Linked DNA regions of Homo sapiens: regions 1, 2 and 4 are each linked to region 3. Evidence: chromatin contacts called from ENCODE Hi-C data. All regions are on one chromosome and are shown on one strand. The core of a region is the stretch at or near the end of the contact, and the rest is flanking DNA. Distances in the headings are between cores, read along the strand shown.

Evidence for each region. Hi-C counts contacts between places; a loop is a spot of excess contacts on that map. Pooled maps may share reads with other maps.
Region 1: a loop to region 3 is called in a pooled map, with 5 times the contacts of the local background. The contact joins the promoter of GPATCH11 here to the promoter of MAP4K3-DT in region 3. A Hi-C loop is called at or near these places in 4 of 50 pooled maps.
Region 2: a pooled map shows a loop between it and region 3 (7-fold over the local background). The contact joins the promoter of EML4 here to the promoter of MAP4K3-DT in region 3. A Hi-C loop is called at or near these places in 6 of 50 pooled maps.
Region 4: a loop to region 3 is called in a pooled map, with 11 times the contacts of the local background. The contact joins the promoter of STRN here to the promoter of MAP4K3-DT in region 3. A Hi-C loop is called at or near these places in 9 of 50 pooled maps.

What each region holds. Positions count from the first base shown.
Region 1 is chr2:37,082,913-37,085,964 of GRCh38, reverse strand. GPATCH11 (G-patch domain containing 11) reads right to left here and starts at 1,447. Exons shown (of 9, transcript NM_174931.4): 1 at 1,395-1,447. HEATR5B (HEAT repeat containing 5B) reads left to right here and starts at 1,593. Exons shown (of 36, transcript NM_019024.3): 1 at 1,593-1,696; 2 at 2,529-2,676. The coding sequence starts at 2,551. RefSeq lists enhancers at 1,356-1,515, 1,986-2,085.
Region 2 is chr2:42,168,089-42,170,842 of GRCh38, reverse strand. It overlaps EML4 (EMAP like 4), which reads right to left and starts at 1,490. Exons shown (of 23, transcript NM_019063.5): 1 at 1,207-1,490. The coding sequence starts at 1,231. It overlaps EML4-AS1 (EML4 antisense RNA 1), which reads left to right and starts at 612. Exons shown (of 4, transcript NR_110584.1): 1 at 612-873. RefSeq lists silencers at 1,479-1,538, 1,639-1,688 and enhancers at 1,104-1,756, 1,769-1,908.
Region 3 is chr2:39,436,021-39,438,840 of GRCh38, reverse strand. MAP4K3-DT (MAP4K3 divergent transcript) reads right to left here and starts at 1,425. Exons shown (of 6, transcript NR_037875.1): 1 at 1,306-1,425. MAP4K3 (mitogen-activated protein kinase kinase kinase kinase 3) reads left to right here and starts at 1,556. Exons shown (of 34, transcript NM_003618.4): 1 at 1,556-1,949. The coding sequence starts at 1,854. RefSeq lists silencers at 1,303-1,522, 1,593-1,952 and an enhancer at 2,283-2,362.
Region 4 is chr2:36,965,112-36,967,816 of GRCh38, reverse strand. STRN (striatin) reads left to right here and starts at 1,281. Exons shown (of 18, transcript NM_003162.4): 1 at 1,281-1,587. The coding sequence starts at 1,354. RefSeq lists a silencer at 791-1,600.

The DNA.
Region 1 (3,052 bases), core at 198-2,697, 2.4 Mb after region 3:
GAACTGAGTCCTCCTATTAAAAGCCAGCACAAACTCATGAGCCACAGGAGTGAGCTACCTTGGAAATGGATTCTCTTGCTCCAGTCAGGCCTTCAAATGACTCAGCCTGGGCTGGCATCTTCACTGCAACTTCTTAAGAAAGTCCATGCTAAACTAAGCTAAGCTGCTAACAAATTCCTGACCCATAGAAACTGTGAGATAACAAATGATTACAGTTATCTTAAGCTGCTACATTTGGGGATAATTTGTTATGTAGCAAAAGTTATCAGGAAGTAGAACCTTATCAGGCACCTGGGAGCCCTCTTTGTCCCCTATCCAGTTGCAACTCTCTTTTGGTTCTAAGAATAGTCACTATTCTGTTTTTTATGGCAATCATTTCCTTCATTTTCTCGATAGTTTTGTCATCCACGTGTGCATCTTTAAACATTACAGTTTAGTTTACCTATTTTTATTATAAGTTAAAAACGTGCACTATTATATACAGCATTTATGGTAATTCACCCGCTTCCTCTAAACCTCAGATTCTTCATTGGTAATAACAGCATTTTTACACATAATGGTTTAACACTTACCCAGTATATCACACATTTTTATCACATTTAACCACCACTAACAACTCTACAAGGTAGGAAGAGTTTTTCCTGTTGGAGAAATTAAGGTTCAGTATGGCTAAATGACTATTTCAAAACCACAAAGAATCCGGGTCATAGTGCCTTGCAAATAGGATTACATTGTTTTTAAGAGACCTACTTAACTTTAAAGTGCCAGGCACATCTGAATGGGGTTACAGGTTGCTTTTAAAGCTCTCTTTCTATTGGTAAAATATACTTTAGCATTATCCATTTCCATCAAAGATAAGCATAAACTTCACAAGGCGATACCCTGGCAGAGATGATGGAGGCTCGTACCAGAGTGATAGCAATGCAAGTGGTCGCATTTGGGGTACACTTGAAGGTAGAGCTTACAGGATTTGCTGATGTTGTAGGTAGTACGTAAAGAACGATGTCAAGATAACGCTAAGTTTTTGGCCTGAATACATGGAAGAACGGAGTTAACGTTTTTTGAGAGTGGGAAGACTGTAGGAGTAGGTTTGTTTTTGTTTTTTTAGGGGGCGTAGTCGGGAAACAGACATATTGAGAGTCCCATTACATATACAAGTGGAGAAATGGACCTACAGTATAAATGTGACAAGAAACGTCCCACTCTCAATACTACGCTCAGGAACCGCTGATCCCTTCCCTCACGCGTTCCTCCTGGCTGCAAGCGTCCCACAGACGCAACCACCCACGGATGGAAAAGTGGCTGACGGTGTGATACGGTAGTCATGGCCAGCGCACTCTGCCTTTTATCATTCTACCGGTTGTCCCCAGACCCTTACCTGACAGCTCTCTTACCTGACAGCTCTCTGCTCGCCCCGGTTCAGCGCCGTAGAGCGCGCGCTGCGCATGCGCCCACCGACCAGCGTCGGACTTCCGGACCTCGGCTCCCACCAGTTTCCTAGTGCAGACTCTATTGGAAATTCGCGGCGGGTGGGGATAGGAGGACGTGGTGACTGCGCTTGCGCAAGACCAGCCCTCCGCGCAAGCGCTCTTCCCTTGTTTCCTGCAGGTAGGAGTGCGGGAGGTGGGGCATCCGGGTCTCTTGGTGGCTGCTTCTACCCCCGGAGCTCAGCTGATCTTCCCTTCCAGACTACGAGGTGAGGTCGCCGAAGCATGCATGTTGACACGCACGGACTCCTGTCCGACGTACATTTTCAGACGGGTGGGGAAGACATTTGAGTTCGTAATGAACATTTTCCCTTTTCTGGCTCCGTGCTTAGTTCCGAGCTGCCGCCTCGTGCTATTGACAGCCTGCGGAACCCCACGGAGGCTTGCGGCGGCCTCTTGGTGTTTCCCCGGGTCCGCCGCTTGCGGTTCTTGGAGTAGCCAGGTGAAGCCAGACCCCGAGCGCGCGAGGCTTCTCGGGTGCATTCCGGACCGCCTGGTGTTGTCACTGACGCTTCGGCCGCCGGGCCTGGCCGCCCCACCCATCCGCGTAGGAAGAGTCTTGGAGACCTGCAGTTCGGGATGTCTGTGCTGGGTGTTTTGACCTCAGTCCCTCTGGCCAGGTGCAGCGCGGGAGGGTAAAGGTGCTATGTACCGAACCCTGGACGAGAAAAAGAGGAGGATGGTTGTCAAGCCCGGCTGGGGTGTTTGATCTTAGTGCTTCAGTTTTTTCATTTATAGAACGGGTAAATGACATATGTGTTGCTGGACATATTTCTTCTGGAATAATGCCTTTTTTGGCAATAATTTCTTTTAATTTTCTTTTCACTCCATGAGTCACTCTTCCTTACCAAGTAGTTTTCTTCTGTTTTTGTTTGTATTTTTGTCATTTAAAAGTATGTTCTCAGGTTTTGCCTCAAAGAAGTTGAGTTTTTCCCCAAATGAAATGAGTAGTCCTACTTTTCTTAGTGAGTATATTCCATTAAGCTTGACTTTTAACATTAAAAAATACTTACAAGTATTTTTTACTCTGTTAAATTTAAGGTGTGAATTTCAAACTTCCGTAATGGAGTTAGCCCACAGTTTATTGCTAAATGAAGAAGCTTTGGCTCAAATCACCGAAGCAAAAAGACCAGTTTTCATCTTTGAATGGTTGCGATTTCTTGATAAAGTCTTGGTTGCTGCCAACAAGGTATGGTATTGCTCTTTTTTCCCAGTTGCATTAACGTGAAGAGATTATGTGGTCATGATTCTTAAGAAAACACATGTTATGTTTTGGAAGGTTTATGGGTCACTTATGGAACTTGAGAGTATTACACGAATGGGAAATTTAGTGGCAAAACTCAAACCTCGTTTAAATCCAGCTCATTGCCTATCTTCTTTATGTTTGTACCTGGGCAGCTCATTGTAACTGGAGAAAAACATGGCTATATGACTGGTGTCACTTTAAATTTATCATCGTCACCCGTTGCAAGTGATCTCTCTATGCTGCCTAACAATCCCAGTGTCTTCACTTATCTCTTTGAGGAGTCAATAATAGGCTCTTTTTTTTTTTTAATCTGTTTTTT
Region 2 (2,754 bases), core at 241-2,740, 2.7 Mb before region 3:
CTATGGCCAGACTGCTCACTGATCAGTGAACATTAACCAAGTAGAGACTTATTATCAAGAAATGTAAAAGAAAGGCGTCTGAATACAAGCTACCTGCACATAAAAAACTCAAAATACAGTTCCAGCAGTAGGTATCACACAACTGCGTTATCAGCCAAAGCTGAAACTGTTTCTCTCACCATTCTAACAGTTGAACTTAATCTTTTACTAGATTTCAATGGCCTCGAAGAATAGTAATTCCAGATTCAGCTTCTAGGGCAGCGAATACTAGCCTGGAGTTTTGATTTTCCTAGCCAGAAGATTACCTTCATCTGGTGAAAGGAACACTGAAAAGGCACTTCAGCCTATTTAATAACCTCTTCCCTTTCTCCATTCCACAAAGACAACATCTTCCAAAAATGGAGAATCCTTTCCTTCCCTGATAGAGGCCCCCTTTCCTATTGATTCATTGGGCAGAATCACTTCTCCCCAGCATGTATGCAGAACCAGAAAACACTTCTGCTTTCACTCTTAAAGAGGGTCCCCCAACACAGATGCACCTCTTCCTTTCCTGCATTAAGCAAATGATGCTCCGATGCTTCTAGGTCTCTCCACCACTGCAAAATGCTCAGAGAAGTGGAGGGATTGAAAAGGAAGTTGCCTACTACTCTGAAGGATACTGGAAAGTCGCCTTCAAATCTAAAGTGAAGACTTGGGGGCGGGGGATGCCCCCTTCCTGAAGAGGGAATGAGGGTCCCTCCCCTAAAAAGGAGCCTCTGTTCGGGTGAAGGCGATCCCCACCCTGAAAGAGAGGCGTGTATGTGGAAAGGTGGTGGAAGGTTGTACCCTGAAGAGGAGCCTGGATTTGAAGAAATGTCCCAACTCTGAAGGGGGGTAAGTGGAGGGAGCCGTGAGTGTACGGGGAGGGGTGTGCCAGCTATCGGGGGGCCTGAGAAGGAAGGGGTTCCCACTTTGGGGGAACGAGGGCCCCGCACTGAAAGGGGCTCCGGGAGGAAAGGAGGGTCTGACACAGAGGAGAGTTGGACATGGGGGAGGGGCCCTCAGTCCACCGGAGTCCGCGGAGGGGCGGCAGCCTCGAAGGGAACATGTGCAGTGGAGCCGCTGCCACCCCGAGGGGCAGGCGGGAGGGCAGGGCCTGGGCTGTGTGCGGAAGGAAAAAAGTTCCTACCCTTCGCAGAAGACGCAGGACTCCCCAGCCGTACTCACCGAGACTGCCGGCGAAACCGTCCATCTTGCGGGGAAAGCGCCGGGCTCCGGGCTTAGAGGGGCGGGCACTTCATTCAGCGGACCGACAGAGTGGCCGACGCTGAGCCTGACCCGCTCGTTCTCTAGGTCGCCCGGCTCGGCTACCGGCTCCCGCCTCCGTCGTCCGTCCGTTCGCCCTGGGGTAGTAAGCCGCGGCCGCCCGAACCACTTCCCCGTCACGTTGAGAGCCGCGCCGCTCAGCCGCCTGCCCGGCCTCCCTCCCAGGCAGCAGCCGCGAGCGCCGCGCCGCGCCGCGCCCCGCCCCGCCCCCGCGCCCGCGCGCAGCAGTAGCCCCGCCCCGCGCACGCCGTCACACTTCCGACTCCGCCTCCCACGTGACGCCACGGAGGCGGGGTCTTGCCAGCCCCGCCCTCTCACCTTGCCTCGGCCTCGGCGTTTGTCCGCCTCGCGCCAGGCTGGTGGTTGCGCCTGCGCGGTAGGCCTGCTGAAGGCTGGGGACCACGGTTTGGAAGCTGGTTCCAAACAGGTGGGGATAAGGCATAGACTCTGGCCTGCGATACTCTGATGCATGAAGGATCCTCTCCCTATGTGGCCCCTGGGAAGCCCGCAGAGCCAAGACTGGACCCCCGTGACGGGAGATGACCACCACGTGGGTCCTACAAGGACACTAAAGAAGCAACCAAGAGGGAGAGGTTCTCCCTCTCCCCCAATAGGGTGGGGGACAAATAGGGGCGAAGCTTCTTGACTAGCTCGATACCACCACTGCCACAGCCGCAGGGCCCGGGACAGATCAGAAGCAAGGAATTTTAGTGCTGGACATGACCCAAAAGTTCATCTTGTCTAACCCTTCTTATGAAGAAAAACACAGAGCCTTAGAGAGGACAACCTGCCCAAGGTCATCGAACCTAGTAGAAGCAAAAACTCAGCCTTCCTTACTCTCCCTAGCGTTCTGTCGTCTAGGGGTGCAAAACGACCATATATGGCAGGCTATAGGATGGCCTGCTAGGGAACCATAATAAGGGTTATTTCAAATGAAGTAACACTGAGTTCTAGGCCCAACTCCGTATGACTCAAGAGTGTCAAATCACCTAATTTATTTAGGCGTCACTTTATTCATTTGCAAATTGGTTGTCTGGACATGTAACCAAAACATGTAAATATACATAGCGTTCATATTCTTCCTCCCTTCCCCAACACGATTTCCCATACTTCTAAAGACTTTCTCATGGTTTGTCAAGTCCCTCCTGGGGCTCAGTTGTGCAGATTAGAGTAAGAGAGAGAAGAGCTGTAAGGTACTGAAGAACTGAATTGATCTATACATAATAAATTGATAAATACATAATAAAAAGCTGAGTTAGGGGAAAACAGAGTCCTACTACACAGAGTTGCAGGAGAGAGGGACAAACAAGAAGGGAGACAAGAAATATGTAATGATGAGAGAGACTTAGAGGAATTAAATGATTGAAAGGATTGTTAAACCTTCTTGGGGTATACGTCTCCCTTTGTTGCCTCTTTAAAAATCTTCCCTAAAAATGTAAATTACTTTGC
Region 3 (2,820 bases), core at 176-2,675:
GGAATAACATTTATAGTCAGGAGTTTCTCAAGATACCAGAGCCTGAAGGTAGATCCATCGAGAAGATATTCAATGATATGCACTCCTAAGGCAATAATTTAAGTGATACTTTCATATTACTGATGCTTTAAAATTTAATAATTAAAAATTACACAACTGAAAGGCTACTTATATAGGTGAAGAGATAACCATTTTCAAACATCAATTTAGTCAACAGATACTCAAAGTAAACAATTTGAGAATTTAGTACATATGCAATTTTCCTATGAGCAAAAGGATTCAAAAGATTTTTTGAAAAAGTATGAAGCAGTTAACTCTAAGTAGTTTGCTCTACTATTAATTTATTATACTTATCCTTAACAGGTTTGATGAGACCTAGTTTCTCAGGAGCCACGAGGTATTAGGGAATATTAGTGGTTAGAAGGTGTGGTGCCTAAGGGGATTAGGAAAGCATTTCTGAAGCAAAACTCCAACGTGGTATTGCCAAAGTGGCCATCACCTAATTGATTAAAGCTCCTGCAAATGTCTATTGGGAAGTTCAATGAGAACAGAAAAATAACCTTCCATTACCCTCAAGCTTTCTTGGGCAAGTATTAACAATCGGAGCTGGAGTCCACATAGCTCAGATGTAAGACGCGCAATCTGGGTCTTAAGCAGGGTGGGGTTTTTGGGTAGGTAAGGTCACAGCTAAAGAGCTTCCGGATCGTCACGTGTTTATATTTCAGGTGCGGTAATAGATCTAGTCCACTCTCCACCCCTTCTTTACAGGGTTGCTTGACAGCCTGCGCAGTCCCCGCCCGTCTTTGATAATCCAACCCTCTTCGAAGAGGGAGGTCAATCACTGCTTTAGTTCTGCGCTCTGCCTGCCTCCCACGCGGGATGGTGGGCAGCTGTTCCGCGTGTTTTCCTCCCGGAGCTTTCACGCTCTGCCCACTGCACACACCTCCCTCGCGGCCCTCCTGGCCTGCCCTCCTTTGCACCCTGGCAGGCCAACTCCAAGGGTCCGAGTGTCGGTGACAGGGGCAAGCAAGCACAGCTCACTTTTCCTGGGGGTTTTCCTCACGGTGTGTTTAGTGACCCCTCCCCGCAATCCCAGAAAGGCTGCAGCACTCCATGGTATCCTACATGTAGCTGCTTCTAAAATAATAAAGGCTGGGACATTGGCTGTCTTGGATATTACCACTATGCTACCTGCTTGGAACTGGGACCAGATAGACCAAGGTCCAACTTTGTCGTTAGGGGAATCAGAAACGAAAAGAAGCCACTTTCTGCTAGTCCTAACCCCGGTCCCTGGGCCAGGCAAACCTTTTCAAGCGTCCGGCGGCAGCGGCCGGGCGCGGGTCCGCAGAAAAGCCGAGGCGTTTCGGGTCCCAAGCTGTTCCGCCGCCGGCCCCGGCCTGGCAGGCGCGCGGAGCCGGAACGCGCAAGGGGTCGGGTGCGCGCCAGGCCTGGCGCGCTCCCTCCGGGATCGCGGCTGCGCAGTCGGGCGGGAGTCGGGAAAAGGGGAGGAGGTTGGAGGAGCCGGAGTAAGGGGAGGGGGAGGAGCGGCGAAAGCGGAAGCCATGTTGGAGTTTCACCCCGAGCGAGGGGCTGCGAGGGTTCTCCTCTCCTTGTGGGTGTGACCAGGTTCGGCGCGGCGGCGGGCCGCGGGGGGCGGGGACGATTGGCCGCTTGTCGTCGTCCGCAGCGGCGTGAGGGGAGCGGCGGCGGCGGCGGCGGCCGCAGCGTGGAGCCGGGTGATTGTGACCGCCGGGGGAGCCGGGAGCCGGCCGCGGCGCCCTCTCTCCGTGTGGCCCCCTGAGCGGCCCCCCTCCCCTGCCCGGGAGGGAGGCGGGGGGCACCTGGGGCCCGCCATGAACCCCGGCTTCGATTTGTCCCGCCGGAACCCGCAGGAGGACTTCGAGCTGATTCAGCGCATCGGCAGCGGCACCTACGGCGACGTCTACAAGGTAAAGGCAGGGGCCGCGCGCCGCCGAGGCCGTGGGATCCCGACCCGCAGCCAAGCCTGGGCGTCCGAGCCCTTGCCGCCTGTCCTCGGGAGACGCTGGCGCCAGGGAGCAGTCGGGGAGGAGGAGCTGCGGACGCCAAGGGCTCTGCTGCCTTGGTGAACAAAGGGCCGAATGTTTAACCCCGAGACCTCCCCAGCCCTTACCTGAGCCCCCCCGGTGGACATGATTTTTGCCACCTCCCTTCTTGCGCGCATTTCCAGGGAAGGGCAGAACGAGAGCAGGCCACACTGCTCATCCATAGTGCAGAGAAGGTCTGGGCGTTTGTTGCGTTGGCAGGGTCAGCGCGACGAACCGGACAGCAGGGGTCTGGTGTTGTCAAACCTGCCTGCTTCACGCCAACCTGGGGTCGTCCGCTCTAGGTTGGGAGCTGCTGCCCACCAGGCCTCGGTGGTAGTTATTATACTATGCTGAGCGACCTCCATCTTCCATCGACAGCTCTCAGCCTTTAGCGCCTTATTCATCCCCCTGTCAGTTTCTTTTAATTTTCCAGAGTAATGACTTTTTTTTTTTTTTGGAAAGAGCAACTTTGTTTTCTCTAAGTCGAATTGGACTGCGATGCCATTTAAACTTGTTTTTTAAAAAGTGACTTGAATACTTAGGGAAGGTACTGGTTTGACAAGGTTAGAATTCAAAGTCCAGTAGCGGTACAGCATTCCTGTTGTAGAGGGACCACTTCTAAATGTGGGAAGATAAATCACTCTTCCCTGGCCAACTCAACTCTTGGCCTCACAGTTACTGCCAAGAAGAGAGGAGGTTGTTGCCAAATGTGGCAGCAGTCTTGATTTAGTTGTGTATCTTCTTACTGGTAACT
Region 4 (2,705 bases), core at 32-2,531, 2.5 Mb after region 3:
AAATTGTTTTCAGGGGCCTTCCTTTTTGCCACTGTTGTAGTGTGAATTTATAGTGACATATTGTCAGACTTCGGAGAAGGCAAATATTTACAGAGAGTAACTTGAAAGGACTTTGGTGTACCTTTGGTAGGCGGATGCTGTTGCCAGTTGGCAGGTGAATCGTGAAAGAAACTGGGAACAGGACAAGTGAAAACGGAGAGGGGCCAGGATATCTAAGACCGCGCTAGGGAGCAGAAAGGGAACTTGCTTTTTCAAGGTGGTGTAGCTTTTAAATTAAGCCTTTGTGATATTTGATTATACGCCAATCTTTGATGACAGAAACGATGTCATTTATCTTAATATTCCCAGCGCAAGAGAAAACCGATAATCAAAATATTTGTTCAATTAAGTAGAGTAAAAATCAGCGGGAATAAGATAGGAAAAATGAGACCGAAATAACAGAACATCTATTATTGGATGCTAAAACTTTTACAGGATTTACTGCAGGAGGACTGCAAAGGGAAAGAAACTTCAACGGAGCAGTTTTTCAGATGGGCTGTCAACAAACCACAATTTGGAAGCAGCAGCAGAAAGCTGCGGCGTTGTCTTAGAAAGGTGATCGGCGTTCCTTAGAAATGAAAACTGGTCAGGTAACAGGTTTGAGCCCCTCGAGTCAAAAGAGAAAGGCAAGAGCGACAGCGACCCGCAGATTGGCAGAATGGAGGAGCGTCTAGGGTGAGAGAAACTCCGAACACGAAGCCGAAGCGAGAGCACGCAGGGCAGCTGGCGGGAGAACCCCGGTCCCGCGGCCGCACCGGGTAGCTCGCTTTGAGCCTGTTCCTTCACAGAACGGCCAGGAAGCCTTAAAAGATGTGCAGCTCGGGCAGGTATCTTGGCGTGACAACTTCCGTGTGTGTGTGTGTGTGTGTGTGTGTGTGTTTTTGAATGCAACAGGGTGCGCCGCCCGCGAACTTCCGCGTGCGAGGAAGACTGGAGACCCGCCCGCCCGCGCCCAGCCGGCCCCAGAGGAAACCCGCTCTCCCCGCCCAGCCGGCCCCCTACGCGGCGAGCCGGGGCGGGGCGGGCCCGAGGCCACGCCCAAGCTGAGGCACAGCCCTACAGGCCGCCCGGGCCGCGCTAGCCCGCGCCCCGCCCCGCGACTACATTTCCCGGCAAGCCCCGGGCCGCCAGCGCGCCGCAGTTGACCCATTTCCCGGCCCGTCACGGGCTCGGCCGGCCCCCGCGCCCAGGAGGCTGCTCCCTGCTGACTGGGGTGTGGGCGGGAGCGGCGGAGGGAGGAGGAGGCGCTGCTTGCCGCCGCTGTTGCCTCCGCTGCTGGGCGCCGGGGCAGCTCCCCGGGTATCTGCGGCCGCCATGGACGAGCAGGCGGGTCCCGGCGTCTTCTTCAGCAACAACCACCCGGGCGCCGGCGGTGCCAAGGGGCTCGGGCCTCTGGCGGAGGCTGCCGCGGCCGGCGACGGGGCGGCTGCGGCGGGGGCGGCCCGAGCCCAGTACAGTCTCCCGGGGATCCTGCACTTCCTGCAGCACGAGTGGGCCCGCTTCGAGGTGGAGAGAGCCCAGTGGGAGGTGGAGCGGGCGGAGCTGCAGGTAAAGACCCTCCCGGCCTGGCCGTCTTCATCCCGCCTCTTTGCTCCCTTCCGCCCCGCCCCGGACCCTTCTCCCCCTCCCCCAGCCTTCTCGCGTCCCCTCCCCCTTTGCTGCCGCCCATCCCACCCGGAGCCCCGTCCCCTTCTTCTCTTCGCCTTTTGCCTTTCGCTGACCCCACCTCGACCCTGTTCTCACTCCCGCTCCTGGTGCGTTGTTTACCCTCCCCACGCCTGTTCGTCCGCCCCATCCCACTCTTAACTCCCAGACTCATTTCAACTCTCTGGCCATCCTGCATCTCAGGGCTGCCCTCTCGGTTTACTAATTGGGCTGGCAGTAGTTTTGAGAGACGCGGAGCAAATCGTCCGCTGCCCTGGTGTGCCCCTTCCTAGGTCTAGAGACAGTCTCCGCAGAACGTGCCGGCTTTGGCCCCTCTCTTCAAGGAAGGTGATCAAGAAGACAACAGAAGTTGTGTCAGGCCTTGAGTCGAGGCGAGAAGTTGACGTTGGGCAAAAGTGTTATTCATATATCAGATCCCTTTTTTTATATATGTAAATGTCTGTTCTCCACTTTCTTCCGACCCCCCGGCCCCCTCCCACGTTTCTTTTAGGTATTTCCAATTAATGCATTTTGAATGAAGGACCTAGATGATCGCAGTCAGAGAGAATGGTTAAGAGGTGGTTCCTGTTCTCAGAATCTGAAACTTCCCAAGGGTTAATTTTATGTTCAGTGTTTTGGGAGATTTTCTTGTGCTTTAAAAGGAACTAAAGGGACTTTGAAGTTAGTTACATTGCCTTGCATAATCTGCAAGATAAAGTATATCCAGGGAGGAGATAACTGTGGGCTCTGAAAAGAATGAAAGTGAGGCTGATACTTTACAAGCCATTCAGAATTGGTGAATAGGTTTTCAGTGGTTGTTCTTAAAACTTCCAGGGCATACACACCAATTTCAAAAGGAACTTAAAGAACTATGAATAGTTGTGCCTTTCTGTTTTACGGGCTAAGCCTGTATACTTATGAAATTTGAGTATAGTTTTAGTTGGCAAAACACTTGAGTTTAAAATGCTACCCAGTGTGTCACTTTTTTTGGTAACATGTATTTGGCGCTTAAGAAAAAAAAG